Linked DNA regions of Homo sapiens: regions 1, 3, 4 and 5 are each linked to region 2. Evidence: chromatin loops called from intact Hi-C (ENCODE). Cell type or tissue: mammary epithelial cell. All regions are shown on one strand. Links, peaks and the distances in the headings refer to the core of each region. The heading gives the core; the rest is flanking DNA.

Region 1 (6,227 bases), core at 727-5,726, 200 kb after region 2:
CACCAAAGTATCCTGCAAAGAAAGCTGATGTCTCTGCTGAATAGATCCTGGGCAGTGACCACAAAGTGAACAGATTTGGGGAGGGGGAGCATTCATGTAAACAATCTCACTGTGTCAATTCGCAAGAGCACTGTGGAGGAAAGGCATGGAAGCATGGTGCAGGAAGCCTGGAAACAGAGTGGGAAAAGCCCAGGTAGGGGGCAAAGAGAAGCTTAAGTTAGAATCTAGGCTTCAGCCTTTACTGTGGTACCCTGGGTATTATCAATCTCTCCTGAACCATACAATGATTTCCTGCCACATGATATCCTTGGCAAGTTTCAATGGGATCATGTGCTTAAAGTAATGAGCAAAGCATCTCACACACAGGAGATGCTTCACTGATAGTGGGTTCCCTCTCTTTCCCTTGCCCACAGAAACAGGCAAGGTTGTAAAGGCCAATTCTTTTTTCTTTTTTTTTTTTTTAATTGAGGCAGTCTTGCTCTGGAGTGCAGCGGCGCGATCTTGGCTTATTGCAACCTCCGCTTCCCAGGTTCAAGTGATTCTCCCACCTTGGCCTCCGGAGTAGCTGGGATTACAGGCGCACGTCACCACACCTGGCTAATTTTTGTATTTTTAGTAGAGACGACGGTTTCACCATGTTGGCCAGGCTGGTCTCAAACTCCTGACCTCAAGCGATCCACACATCTTGGCCTCCCAAAGTGCTGGGATTACAGGCGTGAGCCATTACTCCGGCTTAAGGCCAATTCTTTAACATGAAATTACTTGATTATAAGTGTTCCTAAACTCCAAATTCTCTAAACTGCTTTACAAAGGTGACAATACAAGTCCACTTTCAACTTATCCTGCAGACTGGCTGAAAGGTGTCTAAACCACTCTTCAAGGCCCAGAATTTACCACCCCACCCTCTCCTACTCCCATCTCTCTCCCTCCCCCACTTATCCCAGAGTAAATGGCCTAAGTCGGCTGTCAGGAAAAAACATCTCACACCCCAGTAGGGAGCCTTAGTCACATCTCTTTGAAGATGAAAAGCAACAAGGTGTGTTTATTTGTACTCTGGTGTACAAGGCCTCTTTTAGGCCTCATCTTCCCGAGCTGAGCTGTGCTGAGATGTGCACAGCTACTCAGCAAGTTAAAAACAATAAAACCCACCCCTCACACCGTTAAGCAGATCTTTCCAGGAGAAAAGGTCAATACTCACTCCTGGGAGTACACTCACTCCTGGGAAAATCAAGCCTTTTCACTGATACAGAATGTCAGGAAGTCTAGGCAAAGGTCAGTCCTGGAGGAGGTGAGAAGATGGACCATCATCCAGCATGGCTGCCTTTAGAAATGTCTCAAGCCATACGCACTTAAACCCACTGAGTCCACCCACATGCAGGAAAACTGGACATCAGATGACATGACTTGGGCTTAGTCTCTCTCGCAGGATACATTAAAAAATAGTAACGGTGAAAATCAATGCTTCACTTCCCTAACACAAATAAAAACAAAGGAAGAAAAAAATATGCAAGGTGTCTGAGAAGGTTCCTGAATAAAAAAGGCCTCCAAACTGCTCTTGGAATGTCAGTGGCTTTCCAGCCCCACAAAGACTCAGGACTCTAACTACGGTTCAACCTTGACCCTGGGATTCTTTCACAGACTATCAGATGGAGACAGAGATCCAAAGTCTTGGCTTTTACAATCTCTCTTGTTTTATCAACTTCCCAGAAGAGGATCCAAGCATAGGCCATGGGATGGAGGGGTAGGGTCTCTGGTCTGGCTATGAAACCCAAACTGAACCAAACAGGCTTTTCTTATGGGCTGGGAGCCCAGGAGCATCTAGTTGACATTAGGAAAAAGGACCAGCCCTGTTTCTGGCAACACTTGGGTCAAAGTGAAATCTATGCTAAAAAGATGATGCTTAATGTAACATGAAAGATGCACACACTCCAACCTGCCTAGATGTTTCTAAGGCAGCAACTCTAAAGGTAATTCAAAGCCCACAGATAATGGAAAACCCACCAGGGACAGTTGGACTATTCCTCCCCCTATCCGTCTGCTCCTTGCTATGACCATTTTATTTATTTTAGCCCTATCTCAGATGTACACACACACATTAAATAGCCACTGCTGACCAGAGAGGGACAAAATTAACTTTACAACTATTTTTACAGAGATGGAGACTCAACTAAAGCAACCCAGTACCAACTGGGAGATGCAATAAATAAGTTTCCATTTGGCTACAGTGGCTCTCCCAGGACACACACAAGAGCCAGCTTCCATACTGTCCTTCTCAGGTGCTATGAGGGGACACACCACAGCTACACAGATTGAATTTGTGAATCCAAACAGGTCTTCATATCTGTAGACGCCCTGAAAATCGACCTGCTCTAACAGCCTCCAAACAATTCACACCTGCTCCTGGCTGCCCAATGTCCTGTGAGAACTCTCTCCCCAGGTGGACTAATTTAAGGGCACTCTCACCCAGACCTGGTTAAAAATCCACAGCAGTCACCAGGAGGTCTAGTCCCTCCCTGGAAGCCCAGCAAACCCATAAGCATCTAAATGGGGTATCAGAGGAGTGGAGATGATGTCATGGGTCTGAGAGCAGGAAAGGCTGCCCAGTGGGCTGTGAGGATGCCCAGGACCAGGGACATCAAGGAAGAGAGGAGATATCCCTTTAACGCATTCATAACTCCAAGGCACAGCTAAGAATGAAGTGAGCCTCAACTTAGCAAACCCACAGGCCACCAAAGACACCTCGACAGCCAAGCTGCTAGAAGCACTTGGCAAAATAGGGCAGCTATTGGACATGTGGATGGCACAAACACCAGGCAGGCAAGATTCTGCTGAAGAAAGTTCACTGGGCCCTGTCACCCACATTCTAGGCATCAGATGCCCAGAAATAAACGTCAAGGGGCCAAGGGCGGGCCCAGTCCAGGAGGGACAGCTGACAGCTGTGGGCGGCGGGCAGGGGCAGAGGAGGAAGGGCTCCCAGGCTGGAATTCGGATCATGCCCACATCAGCAGAAAAGTTCCTGGGAACAGCACGCTGTCTGGAAGGGAAAGAGGCTTGCTGCGGTCCAGGCCCCGGGATGCACACGCGGTGGTGATGCCAGGTTCAAAGGGCCGCCGGATGAAGCCCCGTGTCCTCTCCCAGGGCCCCTCGCCGGTCAGGGCGCCCATCGCGGGGCAAGTAGGGTGGTCAGACGTCTTAAATAAAGCTTCGGTTCCCAGGATCAGTGGGGAAAAATGAATTCCCAGATCCGGCCTTGCTTCAACTCACTTTACCCAAACCAAACAGTCCCAGAGAGGAATGAAAGGAAGCAGCTTTGCTACTCCCTCCGCGGTGCAGGTGGGGAAACTGAGGCACGGAGTGCACGCCAGAGACTCGGGAAGAGGCCCAGAGGAGGCTAACGCAGCCGCGCGCGACCAGGCGTCTGGGAAGATGAGACCAGGGAAGAGTTCTCTCCTCTCCTCTCCTTTCCTTTCCCCGCCTCCGTTCCTCAACACACACAACACACACACAGCCACACTCGAGCTACGCCCAATCGGGGCAGCCGCCGGGCTCCCCAGACCCGGACTGCACACAGAGCCCCGCCCGCGCACACAGCACAACACGACCCGGCGCGCACGCCCACACAATAGGACGGCTCGCACCCCGCGGCGGCCCCTCGGCAGGGTCCGGGCCAGCCCGGCGCCGGGGTCCGCCCTCCGCGCTCACCCACGCCCGGAGAGCGGCCCGCGCCCGGGAGAGGACGCGATCGCACCCGGCCGCTGCGCCCCGCGCCCCGCGCCCCGCGCCCCGCGGGAAGTTCGCCGGCCGCCCCCCGACTCACCCGCGGCGCTGCTCAGCAGCAGGCACAGCGGCCCCAGCAGCCACATGGCGCGGCCGCCGCTCCCGCTGCCCGGCGTCGTTGCTGCCCCCGCGGCCTCGGCGCTGACCCCGCCCCTCGCCGCGCCGTCCCCGCCCTCCCGCCTGGCCCTCCTCCCTCCCGCCTTCCCCGGGCCCGGCCCCGGCCCGGCTCCGCTAAGTTTTGCAAGCGCCTGGGCTGCGCGTGGCCACCCGCATGTTACCCTGGGTGTCCTGACTCCGAGGGGCCGCCGAGCGCGGCGGAGGGTTCAGCCTTTCGGTCTCTCAGCCTTTCAGCCTCCCAGGTCTGGCCGCGAGGATCTTCTAACAGCCTGGGCTCTGTTCTCTGCTTCCTTTTGTCCCTCTCATTTCTGCCTTTGCTTCCACACCCAGCGAGATGCAGCGCCCAGACCAAAACTTGAGTTCTTTACTCAAACTACAAAGTGAGTTTACTACCGAGAGAGAAAAAGTTAAAATAAAGGGTCAAATCTTATGAGAAAATTGTAGTATATTTTTAGTAGCGAGTGTGGAATACCAGTGCTTCTCAAACTTTAATATGCATCCGGCACACTTGACGATCTTGTTAAAATACTGACTCTGGTTCAGTAGATCTGGCGTGGAGCCTGAGATTCTGCATTTTTAACAACATGGTGGCTGATTCCAAGGCTGATGATCCGGGAGCCACCGGTAAGAGCAGCTGACACCTACCATGCACACAGCGTGGACCACATGAGTTATTTTGTCTGCATAGTGTCCACCTTGACCTGTTGAACGTTTGGGACCCAATTTGGAAAAAATAAAATTAAAAAAAGGAAAAGGTCATGAAAGGCAGATACCCAAATGCAAAAAATATAGCTGCACCAATGCACTTGCTTCCAGAGGGCACTGGTGAAAAGCCCCAAAAGACTTAGATGGTGGAAGAAGGGGATGACACTTCTGTGCTCCACTCTCTCTGATCCCCCACCCAAAAAAAGCAAAAGACTAACGCAAATAATTGCCAAAAACTGGAAACAACTCAAGTGTCCATCAATTGATAAATGGATCAATAAATTAAAACTTTTGGGGGCAGTGGGACTGTTCTAATCTTGATTATAGAGGTAGTTACACAACTGTATACATTTGTCAAAACAATAGAACTGCATCCCTAAAATCCACCCCTCAAAAGGGTTGAGTTTATTTACACAAACTCCACCTGGCTGAAAGAAAGGGGAAGGTATGGGTACAGGGGCAGTTATAAAAGGGATGCCTGCGTCAGATTTTGGGATGCCCTGGAGACACCCTCAAGGGTGTTAAGATTCAATTACTTTACTCTGTAATTGCGTGCTGTAGTCTGGAAACATAAAGGCTAAAAAGGATCAGGTCAAAATTTAAAAATACCAATGATTGTTCAAGGTAATGAGAAAATGTGATGTGAGGGAGGAAAGGTTAAGTTCCATAGTTCATAGTACACATGGAAAATATAAATCAATTATCTAAATGATTTGGCATTCGGGGCTTTTATCCTGGGATTGATGAATATTATGGAGATCGTCCCATGGGCTTCAAAGAATTTTAAAGCCCTTAAAATTTTATGCAAAATGTCCTGTGCATGTGGGTATGTGCATTGTTCCGGGAAGCTTGTTGGGAAGAGGCCTCCTGCCTTTGATAATAATATCTGAGGAGGCAAATAAGCAAATAATTTCTCCTACAGCTGCTCATTTGCCTCCAAACATTAGGGATACGGAAAGATAATGCAACTGACCCACTGCTATAGTTCTTATTTCCTTAGGTTTCTTTGGACACATCAACTTCCTTACTTTGCAAGTTTGACTCTGACTCTCTCTCTCGTTCTCTCTCTCTCACATACACACAGGCACACACACTTTTAAATATAAATATATTAATGTCTTTGAAATCATTTGGACTAATGTAAAACCTTATTTAAGGTCAACTGTTGTATTTATTTATTTATTTATCTATTTATTTATTTATGAAACAGAGTCTCACTCTGTTGCCCAGGCTGGGTGCAGTGGCACATTTTGGCTCACTGCAACCTCCGCCTCCCGAGTTCCAGGGATTCTCCTGCCTCAGCCTCCCAAGTAGCTGGGACTACAAGCACCCGCCACCATGCCCAGCTAATTTTTGTATTTTTAGTAGAAACGGGGGTTTCACCATGTTGGCCAGGCTGGTCTCGATCTCCTGACCTCGTGATCCGCCCATCTCGGCCTCCCAAAGTGCTGGGATTACAGGTGTGAGCCACCGTGCCCGGCCCGACTGTTGTTTTTATACTTATACTAAATCACTGCCAACCTCCTCCTCACCGTATAAGCTGGGTAGGAGATGAAACTATTCTTTATACTTTATTACTCTCCTTTTTCCCAGTTCTTTAGAATTCCAAGCGCAAAACATTCAGTTTC
Region 2 (6,227 bases), core at 637-5,636:
CTGTTAGAAAAGCTGATCTGTGCAAATGGCCAAAGGGAGTTGGAAGCAGACAAAGCCAGAAGTATAGATGAAACCCTCCCTGAAAGAAGAATGGATGAATTTGTAAAACAGACTATATGGAGGATTTTTTTGGTGGGAGTGAATAGGGACACGGGTAGGGGCTGGGTGATTTCATTATGAAAGAGGTTTGGAAAGGGGAAAGCACTGGCACCAGCATCAGAGGACCTAAGGCTCTGTTTGACTTAAGGTCAATTCCTATCGCTAACGAGCTGTGTGACTGTGGCCAAGTCACTTAACCTCTCTGGTTTTCTCATCTGTAAAATGAGACGAAAGCTGAATTAGATAAACCTCTAATGGTCTTTCTGTCTCTGATAGCATCTGGTTTTATAACTGACTAGAGATTTTCTTTAAAATGGAAAGATTCCCTGGTGAATTTAGAAAATGACTCAATTCCACACAGCTTTCAGGAGCACGTGTATCACAAAGTGAGACTCATCTATGGATTCTTTAGCTAAAGGAAAAGGAAAGTGTGTGTTGGAGGGAAAGAGAGCATTTCTCAGCCAAGTGGCCAATTTGCGGTTTCAGTTCCCTTAGGAGGCGTTTGGAAATTCAGCATTCCTTGGTTCTACCAGTTTTTACCTCACTCAGGAAAAGGGAGTTGGATGGGCTGGTTTGGGAAGCTGGTGGTGGTCACAGAAGTCACTGCAGACACTTTGGGGTAATTTTCTCCAAGTCATCCAGCTAAAGTGTTGGGGTCAAGTCTATGAAGCTCTCTGGTAGCCCCAGCTCATGATCTAGCATTTCCTTGTAGTGGTACTAAGAGACAAGACAATAGTACTCAGTGGGCTGGGAGGAACTGTTTATTTTCCTTCCTTTTATTCTATTGATTGATTGTAAAGTCTAGCCTGCTTGGTAGAATTCATGCTAGCGCCAGGGTCTCTACTACAGACACTGATGTGTAACTGGCACTAGACAGGACTGGGGATTTTGACCAATATACATTTATCAAGCTCAATGGAGGAGGTGGAAGACTAAAAACAATTCAAAGTGGGATCCCGCCCTCACGGAACTTAGCATCTATTAAGGAGGGAGCGGAGTGCCATGGAAAGACCATGGGCTTTGGAAAGAGACCTGAGTTGACTACAGCCCAGCCCAATTGTTTACTAGCTATGTGGCCCTGGGCAAGAAACTTAACATTTGTAGCCTTAGTTTCCTTCTTCGTAAAATGGCGGTAACAGAGTCCAACTGTTAGGGCTGAGATTATCTATATGAAGGTCTTGGCACAGTGGCCAGCAGTGCCTCTCTTCTGTATTCGATGTAAATGGCACCCCCTGAAGTTTTGCGATGTGCACCCCTGGCCCATCTTACTACACAATACTGTGTATTGTGTAGTAAGTGCTCAATACACAGTAGCTGCTATTATGACTGTCTCTAATGTTACCATGTGGGTACATCAGAGCTGGGATAGAATTCAGGTCATTCCCAGATATGAGCATGATTCACTGAAACAGCACCATGTGAATTACAATTTGAACAACTGGAAACCTCTGGCCTGGCTAGACTGGTGAGGGCGTTCTAGACAGACAGAAAAGTGTGCCTGAAAGGTGGGAAACCAAGGATTGTTCAGAGGTGCCTATGGGTGCATGTGGTGAACAGATCAGACCTCGGAGAACTTTCCATGTCCAGTAAGAGATTCAGCTTTATGCTACTGGCAATGAGGGGCTATTGTGTGTTTGAACACAGACAGCAAGACAAGCAGGACTGGGCTTTCAGTGACAAGGACTGGAGGTCAGGAAGGCTCATTAGAAAGCTACTGCAAAAGCAGGAGGTAGAGAGAAGGCCAGAATTTGGGCATGGGCATTCAGCTTCAACAAGGGATCTTTCTTTCTTTCTTTCCTTTTTAATTTTTTATTTATTTATTTTTTTGAAACAGAGTCTTGCTCTGTTGCCCAGGCTGGAGTGCAGTGGCTCAATCTTGGCTCACGGCAACCTCTGCCTCCTGGGTTCACACCATTCTCCTGCCTCAGCCTCCCAAGTAGCTGGGACTACAGGCGCCCGCCACCACGCCCGGCTAATTTTTTTTGTATTTTTAGTAGAGATGGGGTTTCACTGTGTTAGCCAGGATGGTCTTGCCTTTTTTATTTTTTTTTAAAGAGACAAGGTCTCGCTCTACCACCCACGCTGGAGTGCACTGGTACAATTATAACACACGGCAGCCTGGGACTCCTGGGTGCAAGTGATCCTCCCACCTCAGCCTCCTGGGTAGCTGGGACTACAGGCGTGTGGTACCACGCCTGGCTAATTTTTAATTTTTTTGTAGAGATGAGGTCTCACTTTGTTGCCCTGGCTGTTCTCAAACTCCTGGCCCCAAGTGATCCTGCTGCCTCAGCCTCCCAAAGTGTTGAGATTACACGTGTGAGCCACTGTGCCTGCCTTCAACAGGGAATCTTTAAAGAGTAATATTCATGCCTCATTTATGGAACAAATATTGTTCTCAGTTCTCAGATACCGGTGTCCAAGACAGACACAGCCACTAGGAGGCAACATTGTTCTTCCCTAGAGATGGGACACCACACAGTCCCCAGGTAAACGATACCCCCTGCAGCCTGGTGGATAGTTCAAGAAAGCTGTTTTGGGGAATGAAAAAGGACACCCCACCTTCCACCTCATCCTACCACACTCCCTATTCCACCGTTCACGCCTGCCCTGGCCTGGTGAATGCCAAAGCAATGCTGTAAGAGAGACCCAGGGCTTTAGCCCTCAATTCAGCCACATTCATGAGTCATGAGTCATGAGGAACATGAGTCATGAGGAACAGTCATGAGGAACACATTCATGAGTCATGAGGAACAGACGCAGAGCCTCAATGGGGCCCCAAGTCAGCAAGGGATGCACCTGCCCCAGCACTTCTGGAAGCTCTGGCACTGTGTTCAGTGCCCTCATACCCTGGTCACCAAGCCCCAGGAGATGGTTTTCTACCCAATTACCAACTGAGACAAACGTGGCAGGACACTACAGCGCTGGGAGCCACAGACCCTGGCCACCAGCCCAGAAGCAGACTCACAGCTCTGACATTTTCAACAGGTAGATAGGAGCAGCGAACAGATTCAAACTCCCTCTCATCCTCATCTCTCACCAGCTGGACAACACTGCTGTGCAGGGACAGCGTCTCAGACACAGACGGTGCTTCTTGAATCATTTGTCTTTCTGGGGCCTTCCAAGTTGGGTTATTTTGTCCTATCCTTTCTAGCGACTGCATACTGATACTTTCTTTCCCCTTTTTCTCTTGCTTCCTGCCAACTTAACTTTATCCAGGATGGTCTTTGCATTTGTTGTGCCCACAACTCTCCAACCGCTATTCTTTTGTAGATTTTATCTGACAGATTTCATTTTACCTTCTGCACAGGCATCTGACCATCCCCTGACGTCTGATGTCTTCTCCCCTCCCAGGCCTGAGTGCCTGATCATTCCCTCAAGAATCTTGCAGAAAGGCCATCTTCCCTGGCTACTCCCAAATGGAGTTCAAAGCTCCCCTTTTCTGCTACCTTGGTACTCAACAGAACTCATCATGTGGGCATGAGTCTGTCCCTCTTCTTAGATAAGGAGTTTCCAGACGCTGTGGCCAGGTGTTCTCTCTTTATCATCCCAGTGTGCGACATGGGGCCTGGTTCATCATACGTATCAACACAGTTGGCTAAATGGATGGATGCACAAGGTAGACTGAATGAAGGACCATTTCACTAACTTCATTTGTCTCTCCTAGAGCAGCTGCCACCACCATCTGTTACAAAACCTTCAAACTGAAATGTTACTTCAATTCCTTTCCAACACTTTCTGCCTACCCAAGCCAGGGGATGCCTCCTTCACAGAGCTGGTCATCTGTGGGTAGCAGAAGACAAGTGAATGCACCATGTCCCTCAGACCTTTGAAGATATAGCTTGGGAGTCTTGCTGGGGTAAAGTGGTCCTGGCTCCATTCCCTGGCTGCTTCATGTTCCCAAGGGTCATACAAAGACCCAGAGTCTGAGACTGCAGAAAACCCCAAGACGGCCCTATCTCCTTCTCCTTGGCTGTCACTCAGATTCCCACCCAAACCTCCTCCAACTCCATGACTCTAAACACAGGATAGACTGAAGCATTCCCTTCTAGTTCTACTGGTAAATATAACTGTCAGAAGATTTTTCCAAAAGCAGGCAGTGAGAGAAAAATCATAAAGGCAGCAAAGTCCTCGTTAGGGAATAGAAAAGTTGGATTTGCCACCAAATGAACCGAGATGCCCCTACAGTCACCCCAGAAAATACACCCTGAGTGTATCGAGATAGTCATCTGAGCACTCGCAGATGTCTCCTTCCCGCTTCCAGATCCCTAAAGTGACAGGGCAGGGGTTAAAACACAAAGATCACAGGGTTGAGAACCAAGGAGAGGACCATCACTGGGCTCCTTTTCTAAAATCCCTATGCTAGATATATAACATTTATTTAATAAGAAAAACAGAAACAATGAAAACAATCTGGCCAGGTGTGGTGGCTCACGCCTGTAATCCCAGCATTTTGGGAGGCCGAGGTGGGCAGATCACTGAGGTCAGGAGTTCAAGACCAGCCTGGCCAACATGGTGAAACCCCGTCTCTACTAACAATACAACCATTAGCCGAGGCTGGTGGTGGGTGCCTATAATCTCAGCTACTCGCAAGGCTGAGGCAGGAGAATCGCTTAAACCTGGGAGGTGGAGGTTGCAGTGAGCCAGGATTGCACCACTGCACTCCAGCCTGGGCAACACAGTGAAACTCTGTCTCAAAAGAAATAAAAATAAAAATAAAAAACAACTAATGGAAAAAAGGAAAAGAAATAAAGGCCCAGGCAATAAAGACTCAAGCTGGTGGCTCACCCTTGTAATACCACAGGGCATATGCAAAGTCAGGTATTGCTTTGCAGTGATGTAAGAGGTCAGAATCACAGGAGTCTGGCAACTGCAGTGTCAGATACATCATACCACAGCCCCATGAGGAGATATTCTGAAACACTGATTGTTTTAGGAATTGTTAATAACTTGAGAATGTGTACATGATACTATGTGTAGGGGGTTGAACTGTGTCCCTCAAAAGTTATGTCCATGTTCTAACCCCTGGTGCCTGTGAATATGACTTTATTTGGAAAACGGGGTCTCTGCAGATGTAATTGAGTTAAGGAACTTTAGATGAGATCATCTTGCATTTAGACTTGACCCTAAGTCAAATGACTGGTGTCCTTTTAAAAGTAAATAGAGGGGCCGGGTGTGGTGGCTCATGCCTGTAATCCCAGCACTTTGGGAGGCCGAGGCGGGTGGATCACAAAGTCAGGAGATTGAGACCATCCTGGCTAACATGGTGAAACCCTGTCTCTACTAAAAATACAAAAAAATTAGCTGGGTGTGGTGGTGGGTGCCTGTAGTCCTAGCTACTCGGGAGGCTGAGGCAGGAGAATGGCATGAACCAGGGAGGCGGAGCTTGCAGTGAGCCGAGATCATGCCACTGCACTCCAGCCTGGATGACAGAGCAAGACTCCGTCTCAAAAAAAAAAAAAAAAAAAAAAAAAAAAAAAAAAAAAGTAAATATGGGGGCCAGTCATGGTGGCTAACGCCTGTAATCCAGCACTTTGGGGGCCAAGGTGGGTGGGTCACTCGAGGTTAGGAGTTGGAGACCAGCCTGACTAACACGGTGAAACCCTGTCTCTACTAAAAATACAAAAATTAGCTGCATGTGGCAGTATGCATCTGTAGTCTCAGCTATTCAGGAGGCTGAGGAGAGAGAATCACTTGAAGCTGGGAGGCGGAGGTTGCAGTGAGCCAAAACCACGCCACTGTACTCCAGCCTGGGTGACAAAGCAAGATTCCATCTCAATCAATCAATAAAATAAAATAAAATAAAATAAAGTAGAGGGAAATTTGGGACACAGAGACAAGAAATCTTGGGACTCCGGGGAGAATGCCAGGTGAAGACGGAAGCAGAGATTGCAGGGATGCGTCTACAAGCCAAGAAATGCCAAGGATTGCTGGAAGCTGCCAGAACCTAGGAGAAAGGTATGCAGTGAATTTTCCCTCAGGGTCCGCAGAAGGAACAAACCCTGCTGATGCCTTGATTTGGACTTCTCTTCTGAACTGTACGAGAATAACTGTCTGTTTTTTTAAGCCACCAAATCTGTAGTAATTTATGCAGCCTGAGGAAACCAATATACAATATACTATGATATGTA
Region 3 (6,227 bases), core at 821-5,820, 110 kb before region 2:
TTGCAAACTCCTGGGCTCAAGCAACCCTCCTGCCTCAGCCTCCTAAAGTGCTGGGATTATAGGCGTGAGCCACTGTGCTCAGCCCCTGGTTTCTTGCTCTAATCCTCCCAAGCCCAGCAGCACCAGGCAGCTGCCAGGATTGAAGAAGGCACCTCCGAGTCTCTAAGTCAGCTTCCTCAGAGAGTGTTCCCTCGATTCCTAGGTGTGCGGCTCTGGGTATAGACCTCCGGGCTCAGCCCTGACCACAGATATAAATTGAGCCTCTGCAGCAGGGATGGGGTAGGAGGAGCTGAGGGTATCTAGGGGCTTTTTCATGAACCACAGTCCTTCCAAGCAGCACAAGCTTCTCCACAGCAAACCCCAAAAGCTGTGTGCACTTCTGATTAATCCACTGAGATGAGTCCGCTGAGAGGGCAAAGTATCTCCACGTTCACACTGGGCACCAGAAGTTGTCACACAAAGCATCTGGCGGGCATGCACACTAGGTCTTTGAATCCTCATATCCCTCAGCGGTGGTTTTATTATCTCCACTTCCTCAGATCAGGAAACAGAGCCTTGGAGATGAGAAATAATTTGCTGGAGGTCACAGCTAGGTCTGGCCCCACGTCCAGTGGTTTTCAGTTTCTGGACAAATTCAGGGCTGGGAAGTTACAGTGTGGAAAAGGATCATCCTCAGAAGATAAAAGTGTCAAAATCGACGAGATGGCCCCCCAGGAGTGCCAGTGATCTAAAGCTGGGAGCTCCAGGAACAAGGAGAAGGATGGCTGCCCCAGATGGACCGAGACCGGTCAGAGACAAAGGAGGCTGGGTAGATGTCTGGGAGCCTTGTGACATTAGGAGCAGCTGGAAATAGAGGAGGGAAAGAAAGAAGGAGGCTCAGGAGGTGGTAACATCAAAAGGCTATCTCATGGCAGGGGGGATGCATGTTATTCCAGGTGGCAGGGCAAGGTTGGTGTGGGGAGGACAGTGGGGAGGGATAGCTGGCTGGCTTTGTAGGGTTATTCTCTGGCTCTAGCGGTTGAGAATGGTAAAAGCTAGTGCTTTAACATCAGGTGCCTCTGTAGGTTCTTCAGAAGCCTCCATCCGAGGGTCCTAACACAGGTGCCTGTCTTCTCCAGTGGCCACTCAGGACTAACACCTCAGTTTTCTGTGATCCACTCCATTTACAGGTTTATTCTGTTGAAGCCACATCAGCGCCTCCAGGCTGAGGTTATACGTGGCTTGTAAATCCTAAAATATTTACCGTCAGGCTCTTTACAGAAAAAGTTTGATTAAAGTTTGATGAAAAAATAGTATATGTTATACACCTTGCTTTTTTTTTTCTTTAACCCAGTAACCTATCCTGAAGGTCTCCTTCTATCAGTACTTAAGAGCTTCTTCATTCCTTTCTAGGGCACACAGTATACCATTGTCTGGATGGACTATGATTTATTTAGCCAGTTTCCTATTGGTGGACAGTTAGGCTGTTACCAACCTTCTGCTATTACAAATGCTGCTGCAATAGGTAGATTTGTACAGGAAGCTGGAGAAAGTTCCAAGAAATGTATATGCCCAGATCTCAGCACAGATCTCCTGAGGCAGTGTCTTTGGAGTCAGAGTCCCAGGCATCTGTATTTTTAGGAATTCCCCAAGCGTTGCACATGCAGCCAGGTTGGGGAATCACATTTACAGCTCATGCCTTCTGACGACAAGAAAGGCTGGATCCCCTTTGCTGGTCCCATAAGAGTCCAGAGAGGGAGGCAAGCATCTCTCATCCCATAGAGGAATATCAGTCTTCAAGGCCTGGTTGGCACTGGCCCCCCAAAGATTGGACAGAAAATTAGGAAGCCAAAGTGGTATTGTGATCTCAGAGTTTTTTTGTCTCTATTGAGACACAGTCAGAGCCTGTTCTGGCCCAGGGCAATGATGGGGAGGTACAGGGGTTGTGGACCATGTCAAGGGACCCCCGGGGAGGCTGAGCTGGGGACATGACATCTGACTGAGACTGGAAGCATAAGTAAGAGTTAGCCAGAGGGTAACAGCTCTTGCTATCTTGGATGGCTGGGAAGGGATATGCAGAGATCAGGAATCCCTAGTGCTGACTCGGGCCAGGCAGCGTCAGGAGTCTCAAGAAAACAAACCCTGGAGATTGGCAGGTCTGAGAGCAGGGCGGGGGGCCACACCAGTCTCGTTCACCTTCTATCCCCAGTGCTTAGTCTTTGGCACGTGGTAGGTCGTTGGTGAAAGGTTGAGGGGAAGCACATGCCATGGGGACTGGAAACCCCATCCCACTCATGTCACTGCTGAGGGTCATCACAAGAAAGCCCCCCAGGCCATGGTCCCTCTGAATGAGAAGCGTCTACGGATAGCAGCGGCAGGACTATTTGCCCTGCTAGTCTCCCCTCCTCAGACCTCAATTGAGCCTTTAGCTGCCCCAGTGAACATGTCCTACTGGCCCAGCCTCAGTTCTGCTCCCTCCCCTGATAAAGGAGGGAGGGACACAGGGAAGATGGCCAGGCAGAGGGACAGCGCATGCAAAGGCTCAGAGGAGACAGTGAAGGGCTCAGAACTGACTGCAGGAATTCACGCTCATTCAGTCTGGCTGGAACCTCCAACTCATGGGCCTGTAATTCTTTGATTCCTGTTTTTTTTTCTACTAGGCTATGAGGTTTATAAGGGCGGGGCCTGTGCCCTTTTCCTCCATCCCTTTCTCTTTTTCCTCCCTCCCTTCTTTTCTTCCTTCCCTGCTTCTTTCCTCATTTTGCCTCTTGGCTATATCACTGGTGTCTCAAATATTGGTGAGTGAGTGAGTGAATGGACTTAGGTCTGGGAGGTTGCCCCAGGGAGAACCAAGTCTTGAGTGGTCTGCATTTGTTCTGAAGCTCTTTCTCCTCTCTTCTGTCCCTCTCCACCAGCACAGTGGTTCCCAGGGGTGCCTCTACAGCACCTTCATGCCGTCTCCAGCCCAGCAGTCCCCAGCTGCTCCTGCATGCTGGAGGTGGGGCTGCTGGGAGCCTGGCCAGCTGTGGGAGAGTAGGAAGAAGTGGGTCCCTGCTGACCTGTCCTTCCTTAAGCTTTGTCCTGGACCTTTTCCCTCTGAACCTTGCTGCCGACGAAGATGGAGCACCTGCGGAAGCTCTGTACTCCATCCAGACAAACAGTGGAAGCTGCACGGATAGTCCTCCCCAGGGCTGGAGCTGCCAGGGCTCAGAGGCTACCACAACACAGAACTCTGGGCCTCACTACACACGTGTCCTGGCCTCATCCTGAAGCTTCTCACTTTTCTAAGCTATGCATTCAGCGATTCCTGCAGGGGGAGCACTAGTCCAGAAAGAAGGCCCGCCATCAGCTGCCCAGTCCCGGGGTAAGTCGCCTGCCCTCCCATCTGCTGAGCCCTGGGATAAAAGAGACTCGCTCATGCTAGGAATGGGGCTGGAATCAGGTACTCCTCCCAAACCCTTTTTATCCTAGACAGTGCAGACCTGGCTGTGATCTGCCTCCTTTCCTCAGAGCCCCACCCTGTGGCACCGTCAAGTGAGGCTCCTTTGTGATCGCTCCCTCACGAGTTGTAAAGAGCGGTTCTCTTCTCTGTTCACAACGTGGGGCCATTTGCCATGCCCTTCAGTCCCACTGTCCACACTAGTTTAGGTGTAGCCCTCACCTGGACTCCTGACATCCTCCTAACAGGCTTCACCCCTTCTGTTGTCCCCTGAAATCCATTCTGTGCCAGATGGCTGAGTGGTCACTTTAAACCCATCAGATGTCATCACTCTTACACTTAAAACCTGCCACGAGGCTCACCATAACACCTGCGCTCCTTGTCCCAGCCTCCCCGGCTCAGTGGGCCCCCTCTCCTCCCTGCACTTTCCCCAGGCATGCTGACCTCCCTCTGTTCCTCAATCACATTGAACTCCCTTCTGCACAAGACCTTGGCACCAACTCTTTGGTCACCCTAGAATACACTTCCCCCAGATCCACATGTGGCTGCGCAGGGTTCAGCCCCAGTGTGACCTTCTCAGGGAGGCTTCCTTGACCACTCAACCCAAAGTCACAGAGCATCTTTTTTACATATCACACTTGCTGAAATGATCTTGTTTGGCATTGTCTGTGTACTCCCACTGGAAGACAAGCTCTAGGAGAGTGTGAACCCTGTTTGTCATTTTCACTGTGGGGTCCCCACCTTCTGGAGCTTGAATTCCCTTCTCTTTAGAGCTCTGCGGGAGCTATATCTTTGTCACGGTTCTGAATCTTTTCAACAAACACTTTTGTTAGGCAGGAGGTCCAGCAGCCCCTTGCTTTTGGTTTTCAAAACTTAACTAAGATTCACAAATTAGAGCTCAGATCCAATCTCAGAGGACAGAGAATACTCCAGTTGATTGGCTTCTCTTTCTTTGATGTGAAGCCCTTTCATTTCTCCTACCTGCCTGCTGCCTTGCCCCACGCCATCTGCCTCCACCCTCCACAGACGGGCCCCTGGCCCCAGCCCTACTCCCTTGCCACCCATCCATCAAAGGAAGACAAGATCGGCTCAGGAGCCCCTGAGCTTATCTGAATCAAAGAAAACTAGGAAAAGAAGATACAAACAACATGCAGGGAGGGGAACAGGGCTATCAGAGGCCCTGGTCACAGAAGAAGTCAGCCAAGAAGCGTGCCAGGTGTCTGTGAGGGCGCGCAACCCTGACCCAGTGACTCACAGCGTGATGGACTCACTCTTGGTCAAGCTTTCCCCTGCATGAACAGCACCCACTGAGCCAGGGAGACTCTAGGGGAAAGTCCTAGAGAGCTATGTCTTAACACCAGCTTTGCCTTGCAATTTTTAAGGTGTCTGCATCTGTTTATTCCCTTGTCTCTTTATCTCCTCTTTAACCACTGCCCCCACCCCCTGCCCCAGGTGATATGAGAAAGAAAATAATAGCAATGTGAGCCAGACACTGTTCTGAGCCTTTTAAATGCTTAGAATGTTTCATTCACACAACAACCCTGTAAAATGAGAACTATTATTCCCTTTTTTTCACAGAAAACTGGGCACCGGGGAAGTTATGTAACTTGCCCAAGTTCGCATAATTAGTAAGGAGAACTGGAATTTGCTCCCAGGCAATCTTATTGCAGAGTGTGTGCTCTTAGCCACTCTACCACTTTTTCTCTAGTAGGATAATGGAGGCGAACAAGCCTGTTAACTGTGACACCCCCATGTAAGCATTCATTGTTTTTCAACCTCTTCTTCCCTGGCTTCTAGCATCCTCTGTGTCTCTATTCGAGTTTTTCTGCCCTGGGGCACAGAGGTGCCCAGGTGGACCCCTACCTTCTGGGAACCAAGCACCCAGTGCACAGCCTGGCATAACAGGTGCACAGGTGTTTATACAGCTGGACTCCACCTAGGAGGGTGGTTGAGGAATGAGGGAAGGAGGATAAAATGGTGGAAAAGCTGGAATTCATAGAGATTATTGATCATTCTATTAGTAATAAAAAATAGCTAATGTTTACTGAGTTGTAATTCCATGTCAGACATGGTTTGAAGCATTTCAGGTATCAAATGAAATGGTTATGCTGTTGATAAGGGTAAGATTATATATCAGATAAGTTGATATTTGGAAAGCTTATGCTGTCCAATCTCACAGATGGCCTCCAGGGATCCTCGCCTCCTGGTATCCTTATCCGTGCTTAGTCCCAGCCCAAACTGAGTCAGGGGTGACCTGTGTGACGCCAGTGCATCGTGACTTCCCCCTTGGTCTCTTGGATCACTCACTCTGAGGGAAGCCTGCCCCCATGCAGGGAGGACACTTAGGCGGTCCCATGGTGCAGCCTGTGTGGAAAAGAAATGAGGCCTCTGGCCAACAGCCACGTGAGTGAGACAACTTGGAAGTGGATGCTCCAGCCCCGCTTGAGCCTTCAGATGATGCAGCACCAGCCAATATGTGACAGCACCCTCACAAGAGGCCAGAACTGCCCAGGGAATCACCCCTGAATTCCTGGTCCATAGAAACTATGAGATAGTAAATGGTGGCTGTTTTATGGCACTGCATACCAAAAATAAAATTCTAAGGCCCCCAGTCATCTGAATGGACTTCCTCCTCAGCCAGGGCATTCTTAAAATTTAACCTGAAAGACTAGTTCAGGCCTTGATGAGAAGTAGAGGTTGGATATGTCTCATTATACCTCTCTAGCATTAACATCAACACAGACTTTAGTCTGATAAGAAACATTTTACAACCTATTCTCTCTGAAGCCTACCATCTGAAGGCTTCCTC
Region 4 (6,227 bases), core at 645-5,644, 440 kb after region 2:
ACAGAACCATCAGCAGAACCATTCTGCTCATTAGAGATAATAGTAACTGTGAACTTTTATTGTGTGCCTCCCATATGGTATCTACTGAGCTCTCACAGAAGAAGAGTCCCCAATAAGCTTTCCTAAAGAAAAGAGGGAGCCTATGCCCTTGGGAGTTTAGATCTAATTTCCCAAGGGAACATCTAAAAGACTTTCCTACTCATCCTAGGCATTGAAAAGTAAAGATATCAATACTGAGGCTCCTTGCCTCAGTTTCAAATAAATGGCCACAAGGTGTCAAGGAGCAATGGCTGCCTTTTCTGATTTGATCAGATCTGACTGCCCAACATCTCAGGGTCAGTCTACTTCAATGATACAGAAGCAAAGTACAGAAAGCACAGGAAGGATGGGTCACATTCTGTTCCTCTGTACCTACACAAAGTCAGTCTATGGGCGTAGTTGGCTCCTCAATCTCACAACTTGCCTCTCATGGTATTTTCTCTTCTTTGTAGACTGAAACCCTACTCTACTCCCTTAAGGAGCTAACAACCTGCTTACCCAAGAACCACAGTGCTCTTAAACTAACTACAGTTGCTAACATACATTTAAGTCCCCAAAATCATCTTCCACTGTTTCTTATCTCCTCACAAGTTTTCATTTTCAGGATCTTCATTAATAAAAATATAGTATGATTAGTCCTCCTTTATAGATAAAACTGAAATATATGGACTCATGTCATCTGACTCCAATATTTGTGCTCTTTCACCAAAAAAAAAAAAAAAGCATGTCATATTCAATGTAAACTTTTACCCTTAAGTCTGAACAAATACTACATTGGAATACCATTCTCAATACATCTTCTATAGGCAAAAGTTAATAACTTCTATATAGAAGTCATAGAAAGGCAACTTACTAGCATCTTTAGCCTCGTGAACAAGTCACTTAACCTCTTAAATCTTTGTTTCTTCATTTATAAAAGGGGATCATAATGTCTAAATAAATGGGCTGAGTTAGGAAGTAGGGAGACATGGTAGAATCTATTTTGCCTGCTGCAGAGGTAAACAAAAGTCATTAAACAAGGGGATGAACATCAGCTGAATCACTGGGTTGAATGAAATGTCTCTTCGTAGGTGTAAAGACCTGATAAATTCTGCCCTTTGGCTAAATGCAGTCAATCAGGAGAGAGGCACTGTTCTCAAATTTTATATTTATATATATGTATAAGCATCTACATATAGATCTGAGGTAGACCGAGAGTTGCATTCTGCAGGTTTGGTCTAAGAATATCAAAGAAAACACCTTTTTCCCTGAGCAAATCTGATTTTATTTCTTTAACTGAATGAGAGCTTGAACTAACAGGGAAAGAGGAAGGAGGGGGACAGGAGAGCAGCAGGCCCTTAAATAAAAGTCTGGGTGATTTTATCACTATTATCACAATAAAGTTTTATATCTAGGTACCCCGGCTCCTAAATTAACTGTCAAATACAATCCTGCACTGGAAACCTGAAGCGTGGCTGCTATGGGGGAGTCCTGACAGCTTCACTCCTCTCTCCAGGTTCGCTGTGTAATCAGCCCTTCAAGCTTTTGGCAAAGAGTATACTATCAAGTCTCCTGTCAGTGCAGAGAGGAGCTGGAGCAGGAGGAAGAAGACATCACAAAGTGTTAATTTTATTAAGCCATTTAAAGCTCAATCCCTCTGCTTTGTAACAATGCTCCAGTCCACCAGGCAGCTTGGAAACCATGCCCACCTTAGTTTTTAAATGACTATAATCTATTGGTGCTGTGGTTCAATTAGGAGGTCTGGGGCTCCAGTAAGAAAGAGAAGGATAAGGTAAAGCTGCAGGGGAAGGGAGAAGAGGAGGTAGGGAGTGAAGAATCTCAGTAGCGTTTACTTTAAAGTGGGAATATATTTCCTAATGTGTTTCTTAAATAACTTTAAGTAAAGTTATTCCTAAAATAACTTCTTTATTTTTCTTATAGTTGGGCACCAAGCAGTTCTGCTAACTAGGGAGTCTGCTTCATAACAATAAACATACTTGCTTCAATGCATTGATTTCTTCTTTCTATTGGGAATATATGGACACACAACTACACACTCCCAAGGCAGATACATTTGCTTTGACTTGAACAGGCAACAGACCTATGCTGAACTACTGCCAGTTACTCTGCAGCCAGGCAAGTTCACTCACAGAGTGAGTGAGCCAACAAACCACACACCAAGGGATCCCAAAAGTGGAGACTGAACTCAATTTATTTGCAAGTCATTATCACTCAAACAGGTATCAATGGCCCTTTAAAACATGCAATTGGTGTCATTATTCCTAGGAAGTGTTAATTGATCAAAGCATAGAATTATTTATAAACAGGTGGCTTATTTTTCTCTACAAGGCTTGGAAGGTTTCTGGAACTTTGTGGGGAGGAAGGTGCCCTCACGTACCCTTGCCCTTCTGCTGGAAGTAAGGGTTATTCTCCGGACTGGAGGCTAACAGCAGCCACAATTTATAGGAGGCTGTACTCTGCACTTTTTTTGAAACAGGATCTCACTATGTTGCCCAGGCTGGAGTGCAGTGGTACAGCCATGGCTCACTGCAGCCTCGATCTCCTGGGGTCAAGAGATCCTCCCACCTCAGTCTCCCAAGTAGCTGGGACAATAGGCATGTGCCTCTATGCCTGGCTAATTTTTTTTTAATTTTTAGTAGAGATGGGGGGTCTCCTTAATGTACTCAACACTTTAAAAGGATTATCTCACTTATTTTCCCAACAACCTATGAAATATGTACTATTATTCCCTATTTTGGAACTGAAAAAAAAAAAAACAAAAAATCTGAGAAATGAAGAGATTAAGCACAGATTTGCCCAAGGTCAGATAGCATTGAGCTGATAGGGCAATTCCTGAACTTTTAATAATTGTAGTATACTGCCTCCTCCTGTCAGAGGCCAACATCAGGTTTTTAACCCTCATCCCTGTCAGGAAGAGAAAAGGAAAAAGAAAATTAATATTCACTGCTGACACTTCAAGTGAATGGTTGAAAAAACTGATTCAGGCAGTAATCTTGTTCTCTTTCAACAGTTTTATTGAGATATAATTCACATATTTTACAATTTACCCATTTAAAGTATACAATTTTGTGGTTTGTAGTATATTCCCAGAGTTGTGCAACTATCATTACCATTGGTTTTAAAACATTTTCATCACCCCCAAAAGAAACCCCATTGCTATTAGCAGTCACCCCACATTCCTCCACCTCCCTCAGTCCCATACAGTATTGAGTCTCTTTCTATCTCTATATATTTGCCTATTCTGAACATTTCATATAGATAGAATCATATATTTGGTCTTTTGTGAATAACTTCTGTCAGTAACTACTGATGGGGTTCAAGATATGCTATCCCAAAATATGACTGTAGGAGGCCAGAATATTCCATCCCAAAATACGCCTCTTTGGCAGAAGAATTGTTTTGAGCTGATTATTTGGAGAAACTGCAAATACAGGAGAAGTACTGAAAACAAGGGAAGTTACCCTTTTGTAAGAGAAATGTACATCTGTAAAGGAAATCTCCATTTGCAGGGTTGTCTCCCTCTCTATACCAGGAAGAGAAGGATGACTTCCAATCACTAGAAACTCTTTTATGTTATAAATGGAGAAGGCACCAACTTAAATCTGCATAATAAACTTTACCTTTGTTTACTATGCTTTTCCTGGGCATCTCCCCATAACTAGCCTTCCCTTCCATGGTATTCATGCCTGAACTCAAAGCTACCTCTTTGGGATTTACTTATCTTCCCTTAGGTATCACATGCACACACGAGGTATATATGTTAATAAACTTGTTTTTCTCTTGATAATCTGTCTTTGTTAAAAGGGTTTGTCTCAACTAAGAATGCTGAAGGGTAGACAGGAAAATTATTGTTCAGAATCCCAGTTTTCTAAATTGAGGTTCAACAATGGAACAGGATTCAAATGATAAAATTGTATCCATTTATAAGAGATAACCTTAGGTGAAAAAGGTAGGATACAAAGCTCTCTCTCTATATATATATAAAGCAAACTAAATATGGCCTGAAAAGGACTCTGTAATTCTATATTTGAGTCCTTGTGGATGAACTGTAACCTAACTTAATAGACAAGATTGAAAACTTAATTTAGGAGTATGCGCCTGTAACAATCACTGAGTCTTCGCCAATCCCAGCAGCCATATTTCATCCAGTCACACACTGCTGAGGGTTCAAACTGTGTGCAAATAAGGCAACTGCTGAACTGTAATGAATCCAGCTGTTTCTGTACCTCACTTCCAATTTCTGTATGTCATTTTACTTTTTTTTGGTCTATAAATTTGTTCTGACCACAAGGCATCCCTGGAGTCTCTCTGAATCTGCTGTGATTCTGGGGGCTGCCCGATTCACAAATTGTTCATTTTTCAATTAGACTCCTTTAAATTTAATTCAGCTGACGTTTTTGTTTAAACAAATGGTGTCAGAAGTGGGGTCTGAAGTATAGCTTCTAACGACCCCCAGGAGTGCTGAGTGAACAAGTAAGGTGCCCACAGGATCCACTTGTGTCCTCTGATCTCTCAGAGTAGCTGGGGAGTGTAAGTTGTCTCTTGGATTTTGGAGCCCCACGGATTTGCATTTTGAGCTCTCCGAGTTTCTTTGAGCAAATTTCTGAACCAAACTGGGTTTGGAAGTCATGACGGAAACTGGGCTGGGTCCAGGAATGGATTTGGTCTGGTAATTAATTGGCTTGGATCCAGTTAGAGGCCTCTTACATCTGACTGGGTCAGAAAGAAACTGACAGCAAATGGTAATATTTTAGGGGTATAAAATTTAGCTCTTAAAGATTTGCAAGGATTTTTTTGTTTCATCCCTTTGTTTCATTTTTCTTGCCCACTTAGGTAGGAAAAATCATTGGCTAGGTTAATCAAGGGAATCTGAGAGCAAAGCCAATATTTTATGTAAAAATGGGATACATAACTTCTGAAAACCTGAGTTCCTTCTGGCTTATGCATTAGGCACAGGAGGCAGCAAAGTCTCACAGAAAATGACAAAATCTTACTAAAGGTAACTTACAGTAGAATGTTCTGAATAAACAACAATGCACTGAAGTGCATTTACAAATGAGAGCCTCCAAAAATTAAATCTGCTAATCTTTCAGCTTAGTTACTATCCCCATCCAAAGGAAATAAACTGCAGCACCAATTGGCTGACTTTGGATAAGTAATGGGGTACGTTTTACCTGAGTAAAGGAAGGGATTGGGGTAGAGGTCCTCCTCTCAGTAAAGTTCTTTTTTTTTGGGGGGGGGGCATGGCAACATCAGTGCATGTTTATTTATTTATTTTAATGTGTTTTCATTTTTTATTTATTTTTTATTATTATTATATTTTAAGTTTTAGGGTACATGTGCACAATGTGCAGGTTAGTTACAGTTGTATACATGTGCCATGCTGGTGTGCTGCACCCATTAACTAGTCATTTAGCATTAGGTATATCCCCTAATGCTCTCCCTCCCTCCTCCCCACACCCCACAACAGTCCCCAGAGTGTGATGTTCCCCTTCCTGCGTCCATGTGTTCTCATTGTTCAATTCCCACCTGTGAGTGAGAATATGCAGTGTTTGGTTTTTTGTTCTTACGATAGTTTACTGAGAATGATGATTTCCAATTTCATCCATGTCCCTACAAAGGACATGAACTCTTCATTTTTATGGCTGCATAGTATTCCATGGTGTATATGTGCCACATTTTCTTAATCCAGTCTATCATTGTTGGACATTTGGGTTGGTTCCAAGTCTTTGCTATTGTGAATAGTGCCACAATAAACATACATGTGCATGTGTCTTTATAGCAGCATGATTTATAATCCTTTGGGTACATACCCAGTAATGGGATGGCTGGGTCAAATGGTATTTCTAGTTCTAGATCCCTGAGGAATCGCCACACTCACTGACTTCCATAATGGTTGAACTAGTTTACAGTCCCACCAACACTGTAAAAGTGTTCCTATTTCTCCACATCCTCTCCAGCACCTGTTGTTTCCTGACTTTTTAAATGATCGCCATTCTAACTGGTGTGAGATGGTATCTCATTGTGGTTTTGATTTGCATTTCTCTGATGGCCAGTGATGATGAGCATTTTTTCATGTGTCTTTTGGCTGCATGAATGTCTTCTTTTGAGAAGTGTCTGTTCATATCCTTTGCCCACTTTTTGATGGGGTTGTATTTTTCTTGTAAATTTGCTTGAGTTCATTGTAG
Region 5 (6,227 bases), core at 600-5,599, 330 kb before region 2:
CACATGTACCCTAAAACTTAAAGTATAATTAAAAAAAAAAAAAAGACTGCATTTTACGAAACAAAATTAGGCCTAAGGAGAGAGGAACTTCCATAACTACTTTAGGTCCAGTGAGAAAAACAGATAAATTGAAAGTGTGAATTTGTTGGGAATAAATACCATGAATTTATTCCCAACAAATAGAGGCAGAAAGGGCTGTGGCTGTCTCTGCCTTCTCCCTAGTTACCAAACTCCCTGATTGGGTTTTTAAGCAAAGCTGCCTCTGTTGTGGAGCTATTAACAGCATTTTTAGGAAACTCTATGGGTCAACCCCTTTCTCTTCTAAAGTAGACTCAACTTCCCTAAGTGGAGTACAAAAGCTGGTAAGATATGTAATTACTTTATAAATGCCACCTTAATTTTTAAATTAAAATTCCAATGTTGTTAATCCCAGAGTAAGCAATGAATTTTTTAAAAATATTCCACTTCTTATTTTTGGTCAACTTCTCAACACTTCTATCATCTAGTCTATTCTGTACATGTCTGTTACTCTGTTGTCACCTTTTTAAAATTAACTGTTCTACCAGGGCCAACAGTGGCAAGAATACTTTACCATGACACTTGTAACCTTGTCAGGGAATGTTGCATAATCACAATAATTTTTGCTTCACCTGGGTAGGGTTTTGCATATTTCCATAGAAAAGCAAGTCTGATTGTCACAGAACTTATATTCCTGAAAGGTAAATTATAAAACCACACTGAAAAATAGATTCCCAAATTCTGAAAAATAATTGTTCCTGCCCTTCCCACTTTCCCACTTGTTCTAATATGATTGGCAGAGACTGAATTTTGTTTTTAATGTGAGTATTGGGGGTGGGGGACACTTGTCCAGGGAGGTCTGGCCTGTCTTGATCCTAGCTTCATTTCCCCCCAGGTCACTTAACCTGAAGCTAAATAGGTAAAGTAAGACAAAGCGCCAGCAAAAGTGTTTAAAGTAATAGTGGTGGCTCCGTACTTTGGGAGGCCCAGGCATGAGGATCACTTGAGGCCAGGAGTTTGAGACCCCAATACAGTGAGACCCCACCTCTACAGGAAAAAAAAAATTAAGTAGCTAGTCATTGCCTTTGTAATAGGTAGGAACCTGAAAGTAAAATTTATTTCAGCCCTAATGTGGTATTCCTTTGGAGCCATTTTGAAAGAAGAAAAGGAAAGCTCAGGTCTTCTGAATACAGCTGGGCTAATAGAGTTAAATTTGACTTTTAAAAATGCCTTTAGCATCAGTTTTTTGCAATGTTTTTTTCCTTTGGCTCAGAACCCACAGTAAAATTATATAGATTGATCATAGAAAGAAAATTAATATGCATACTGACTCAGCTGAAACAAAAAGGTTTATGAAACACCTCCTTTTACCACATTCTATGCTTTCTGGTATTTTCTGCCCTTTTTTTCACTTCTAAAATGTAGTCCAGGACACAAATGAGTTTATAAGACTGCAGCTTGCCTCTTGAGTCAAGACTGCCCGGAAGGTTAGAGGCCAAATTTGTTCACACACACACACGCGAACGCTGTCAAGGATCTTTAGTCCACAGGGGTCAGCCTGACCTCCCAGGACCCTATTTTCAGGGCCCTCCCAGCGCAGCCTTTCTCTAATTCCATGTGGTCTGGGCTCCAGTCCATCCAGCCCCTGCAGCCTCGCCTCTCAGGGCCTGGTCCTATTGCGTCTGCCTCTCCCTCCTTCCCCCAATCTGAGGTAATCTCGTTTTCTGGAAGGAAAACCCCATCTCCTCTCTTTTCCCCCAATATTCAGGTCCTCTCCCACTCCACTTCTCTAAACTCTTGGAAGAACTTGAGCTTTAGGAAAACAAAGTCCAGAAAGATTTACAAACTCCTTCGTTGTATTTTGTTAGTTTTGCCCCTGCCTCCCCTGAGGCAATGAGATAGGGTCTTAACTGTTTGAATGAGAGCAAAAGGGAAAAGAGGGTTGGGACATCTCAAAAAAATTACTTTCAACATTGAACATCTCCTTAATTAGAATGTGCACTTTCAAGAAAGGGGTAGACCTCTCGTAGATGGGAATCAAAGATACCTATTTTTGGCCCTTGTTAAAGAATAATTTTAAAAAAAGTATAATGACTCTCAAAACAGATACCAAATGAGCTCATGTGAAAGTTTTATTTCCCTCTGAGGAAATAAGGCACATGTTATAACTGACCCAAAGGAGAATCCAAAGAAAAGATACTCTTATGGACCAGGAATATTGAAATAAATATGCAAATGGAGCCAAAACTTGCTTCTTCCACACTGCAGGGAGAAAGTCAAGAGAACCTCCTGGATAAGACATAATTTGCATTTCTAGAACAATTATTTTGCATTATTATCAGTTATGTACAGGACAGAGTTGTAAAATAAGCTCCTTTAGACTCAAAACCAGATAGCCCTGTTATTCTATTCCAACTCTTATTTTAATCCTTCTTAGAATCAGCTATAAGCTGAAGAGTGTGCATAGACTAGACAATGCATAGTGTGCACAAATTTTTCACCACATTTGCAATAATTCAATTCAGTGTCTGAATTATAAATAAATAGGTTTTTGGTGCCCATTTCAGCCTAGAATTGGACTTCTCTTGTCAGTTGATGTGAGATGATAGCTGCTTATAGCTCCTACAAAACTCCGAACTGGAGGACATTGACAAGGCAAGAATAGAGCAAACCCAGCTCAAGAACCATGTGGCAGTAGGTGGCAGCAAAAGTCTTTCTAAAGAATGCAGCTTTCAGGAAATGCAGCCTTCAAAAAAAAAATTATAAAATAGGATTAACCTCGAGTCCTTGGACCTTTAAGGAGTCCATAAATCCCCCTGAGATTGTATGCAAAAGGTTACACTTGGTGCATTTTTCTAGGAAGAGGATTATTAAATTTTTGCTCTAAGTCTGGTGAAAATTACAAAGCACTTTCAGCAAATATTGGAAATCTTCTGTCCCAACTGTCATATTAATGAGTTAGCCGCCAAATCAGCTTCGAATTAGAAACAGCTGAGGAGTTATTACGTCAAGGCATATGAAAATGATATTTTTTAAGGTCAATTAAAAAGTCAAATATCAGCCATGTCATGTGATTCAACCTATTTATACAGATTCCTGGTGGTTTCCAGCCCCACCTGCTTTCTGATACAGCCAATAAGTGGATGAACACCTGAGATCACCTACCACATCCAAATTAAAGTTTATGAAAATGGATTGTTGGATTCCAGCCCATCCCAGGCCTCACAATGTTAAACTTCAGCTAACTCCATCTACTCTGAACAGTGTGAATCCATATGGCCTTAGATCATCACCAGCACCTAGTTTACCAGGCGATGTTCTCAAGGTGTCTAGTCTGAGTACCGTCAGCTTCAGAATCTCCTGAGGAGCTTATTAAAATGCAACCACCAAGGCCTACGTCAACCTCCCTGAATTAGACTCTGATGGTGGGAGCTGGAAGGGGGAAGAATCTACATTCAAACAGGCTCTCAGGTAGCTCTTCTGCACCTAAAGAGTAAGCACAGTAGATAGGAGGAGAAAGTATGAGTTGAGGTATATCAGCTATATCAAAGTATAATTGATAAAACATTAAAATCATGACTCATTCAAATATAGACACATGTCAGAGGTTTTATTCAGCTCGTTAGCTTATGATGGAGCCATTAGCTGGGAAAGCTGATTCTTGCAAGAGCACTCGAGGAAAAGGGCTTTATATAATCCACCAGGAAAAAATATTTTCAAAATGAAAAAAGTTAAAATTAGATTGCTAGGTTACGGATGAAACTGGTTAATGTCCTGCAGGCTAATAAAATCATAACCTTTGGAGTTATCTCTCTTACCAGAAATGAAAATACAATTAACATGTAACTTCACAGTATCTAAATAGCAAAGTCAAACACAGATACATTCTTCTAGAAAATTAAATGATCCTTGGGTGGACTTGTTAAATACTTCTCCAGTGTGACATTGAAAGAGCATGCCACTCAACTTTTTGCCTTACACGTTCAGGTTTTAAATAACTCTTCTATACAGTGAATGAATACAGCAGAACATAAATGGGTGGACTCTACAACTCTGGGTAAGACAATTCAGGCAGTTCAGGCTGGAGCAGATATATTCAAAAGCAAGAACCAATTCAGAGGGAGAAGAAAACTGACTAATATAGAGAGTTGATAGATAACCTCTTGGATTTATTTTAGACACTTAACTACAATCATTTCCTCCTCCTTTTTTAACAAGTGATTTGTCCTCTTCGTAGTGTTTTGTTTATAAGCTAGCCATTCCCTAATGATTTCTCTTAGAAGTTTCTCCTAAAAGTTCACTAAATTTTTGAACTTTGTTCTTTTGTTTTTAATCTAAAAATTTGGGTGCTGTGTTTGTTTAAACATCAGAAATGTCCTCTGATTTTTATGAAACAGTTACCAACCTGGGGGATTAAACTGTGACCATCAAGAAACATGAATCTAAATAGAAAAACCATGTGTTCCAAGCCAACCTCAATGTTTTCTCATAACTTCTTTTGCCTTTAGAGAGAGAGATTAGGAATGAGTATCTCTGTTGTAAATAAACATCTAAAGTTCACCAACTTCATTTCATTTTAATTCCTTCTAATTTCCAGTAAAATTAAAATACAGTAATTTTTTGTAAAGTAATCTTGATGGTTATCTCTAAGTAGGATTACTTCTTTGTACTTCTCTGTATTTTTCTTTACTTTCCTGTATTTTTTAACCCAAAAACTAACTTAATTTTTTAGCTAACTTAATTTAATTAGCTTAAGTTAATAAATTAACTTGATTTTTTAAAACCTACTTCATTGATCAAATTTACCATTCTTAAAGTTATTGATAATATCAACATCTACCACTTATTATTGGCAATTTAATTTTTTAGAATTGATGTTTTATTTTAAAATAACTATATTGAGGTATATTTTACATATTGTAGAATTCACCAATATCAAGATATTTGTACACCAATATTCATAGCAGCATTATTCACAATAGCTAAAACATGGAAACAACTCAAATGTCCATCAGTGGATGAATGGGTAAACAAAATGTGTTATATATATGCAATGAAATATTTCAGCCTTAAAAAGGAAGGAAATTTTGACAAATGGTACAACATGGATGAACCTTGAAGATATTAAGCCAAGTGAAATAAGCCAGATACGAAAGGACATATTTTGCATGATTCCATTTATATGAGGCACTAAGAGTAGCAAAATTCATAAGAGACAGAAAATAGAATGGTGGCTGCCAAGGGCTAGGGGAAGAGGGGATCAGGGAGTTAGTGTTTAATAGGTACAGAATTTCTGTTGGGGAAGATGAAAACATTATGGAGATGGGTGGTGGTGATGGTTGTACAACAACATGAATGTACTTAATGCCACAAAACTACACTAAAATACGGTTAAAATGTTAAATTTTAGCTTATGTGAATATTTTACCACAATAAAACACACATACAGAATGAAATTCTGATACATGCTACAACTTGGATGAATCTTGAAGACATTACGCTAAGTGAAATAAGCCAGGCACAAAAGAACATATAGTGCGTGATTTCACTTAAATGAAGTACCTAGGGCAGTCATTCAGAGAAAGCAGAATAGTGGTTGGCAGGAGCTGGGGGAAGGAGGGGATGTAGAGTTACTGTGTAATGGGTAGAGATTCTGTTTGGAAAGATGGAGAAAGTTCTGGAGGTGGATCATGTAGTAATGTAAATGTACTTCATGCTACTGAACTGTACACCCAAAACTGTTAAAATGGCAAAGTTATGCTATGCATATTCTACTGCAATTTAAAAAATAAGCAATATCAGGTGTACAATAATTTTTAGTAACTTTACCAAATGGTGCAACCATCAACATCAATTAGTTTTAGAACATTTTCATCCCTGCAGTAAGATCCCTCATGCCCATTTACATTTAATCCCCATTGCCATCCACAGCCCCAAACAATTAGTAATCTACTTCTGTCTCTATAAATTCTATTCAGCTCCCCTGGGCATTTCATATAAATGGAATCATGGAATAGGTGGTCTCTTGTGTATCACTTCTTTCATTTAGCACGTTTTTGAGGTCTGTTCATGATGTAGCATGTGTCAGCAGTTTGTTTCCTTTTGATTGCTGATTAGAATTCCACTGTATAGATATGCTTTGTTTTGTCTATCCATGCATGTCTCAACTGATGGGCATTTAGATTGTTTACAGTTTTGGCTATCATACA

What was found. A loop is a pair of places that touch in the nucleus more often than their neighbours do. Peaks named below come from ENCODE experiments on the same cell type or tissue, not always from the same donor. Only the 100,000 strongest peaks of a DNase experiment are listed, where the experiment ranks them.
Region 1: it touches region 2 in a loop (2.6-fold over the local background); 3 of 110 quality-filtered maps call a loop at or near these places.
Region 3: it touches region 2 in a loop (6-fold over the local background); 30 of 110 quality-filtered maps call a loop at or near these places.
Region 4: it touches region 2 in a loop (4-fold over the local background); 2 of 110 quality-filtered maps call a loop at or near these places.
Region 5: a loop joins it to region 2, with 4 times the contacts of the local background. A loop is called at or near these places in 3 of 110 quality-filtered maps.

What each region holds. Positions count from the first base shown.
Region 1 is chr11:35,941,735-35,947,961 of GRCh38, reverse strand. LDLRAD3 (low density lipoprotein receptor class A domain containing 3) reads right to left here and starts at 3,900. Exons shown (of 6, transcript NM_174902.4): 1 at 3,818-3,900. The coding sequence starts at 3,863. RefSeq lists a silencer at 3,550-3,989. In mammary epithelial cell, for the core only: no CTCF peak of the experiment used is centred there; DNase peaks (open chromatin) are centred at 3,531 and 3,951; H3K4me3 peaks cover 1,772 bases; H3K27ac peaks cover 1,266 bases.
Region 2 is chr11:36,146,454-36,152,680 of GRCh38, reverse strand. All of the region lies in intron 4 of LDLRAD3 (low density lipoprotein receptor class A domain containing 3), which reads right to left. Among named protein-coding and RNA genes, the nearest start is that of MIR3973, 140 kb to the right of the region's middle. RefSeq lists enhancers at 2,632-2,811, 2,691-3,264, 2,204-3,403. In mammary epithelial cell, for the core only: a CTCF peak has its summit at 2,558 (motif pointing right); a DNase peak (open chromatin) is centred at 2,770; H3K27ac peaks cover 825 bases.
Region 3 is chr11:36,256,013-36,262,239 of GRCh38, reverse strand. No RefSeq gene overlaps it. Among named protein-coding and RNA genes, the nearest start is that of COMMD9, 30 kb to the left of the region's middle. In mammary epithelial cell, for the core only: a CTCF peak has its summit at 3,292; no DNase peak of the experiment used is centred there.
Region 4 is chr11:35,708,037-35,714,263 of GRCh38, reverse strand. All of the region lies in intron 2 of TRIM44 (tripartite motif containing 44), which reads right to left. Among named protein-coding and RNA genes, the nearest start is that of TRIM44, 48 kb to the right of the region's middle. In mammary epithelial cell, for the core only: a CTCF peak has its summit at 2,919 (motif pointing left); no DNase peak of the experiment used is centred there.
Region 5 is chr11:36,475,394-36,481,620 of GRCh38, reverse strand. No RefSeq gene overlaps it. Among named protein-coding and RNA genes, the nearest start is that of TRAF6, 32 kb to the left of the region's middle. In mammary epithelial cell, for the core only: a CTCF peak has its summit at 2,713 (motif pointing right); no DNase peak of the experiment used is centred there.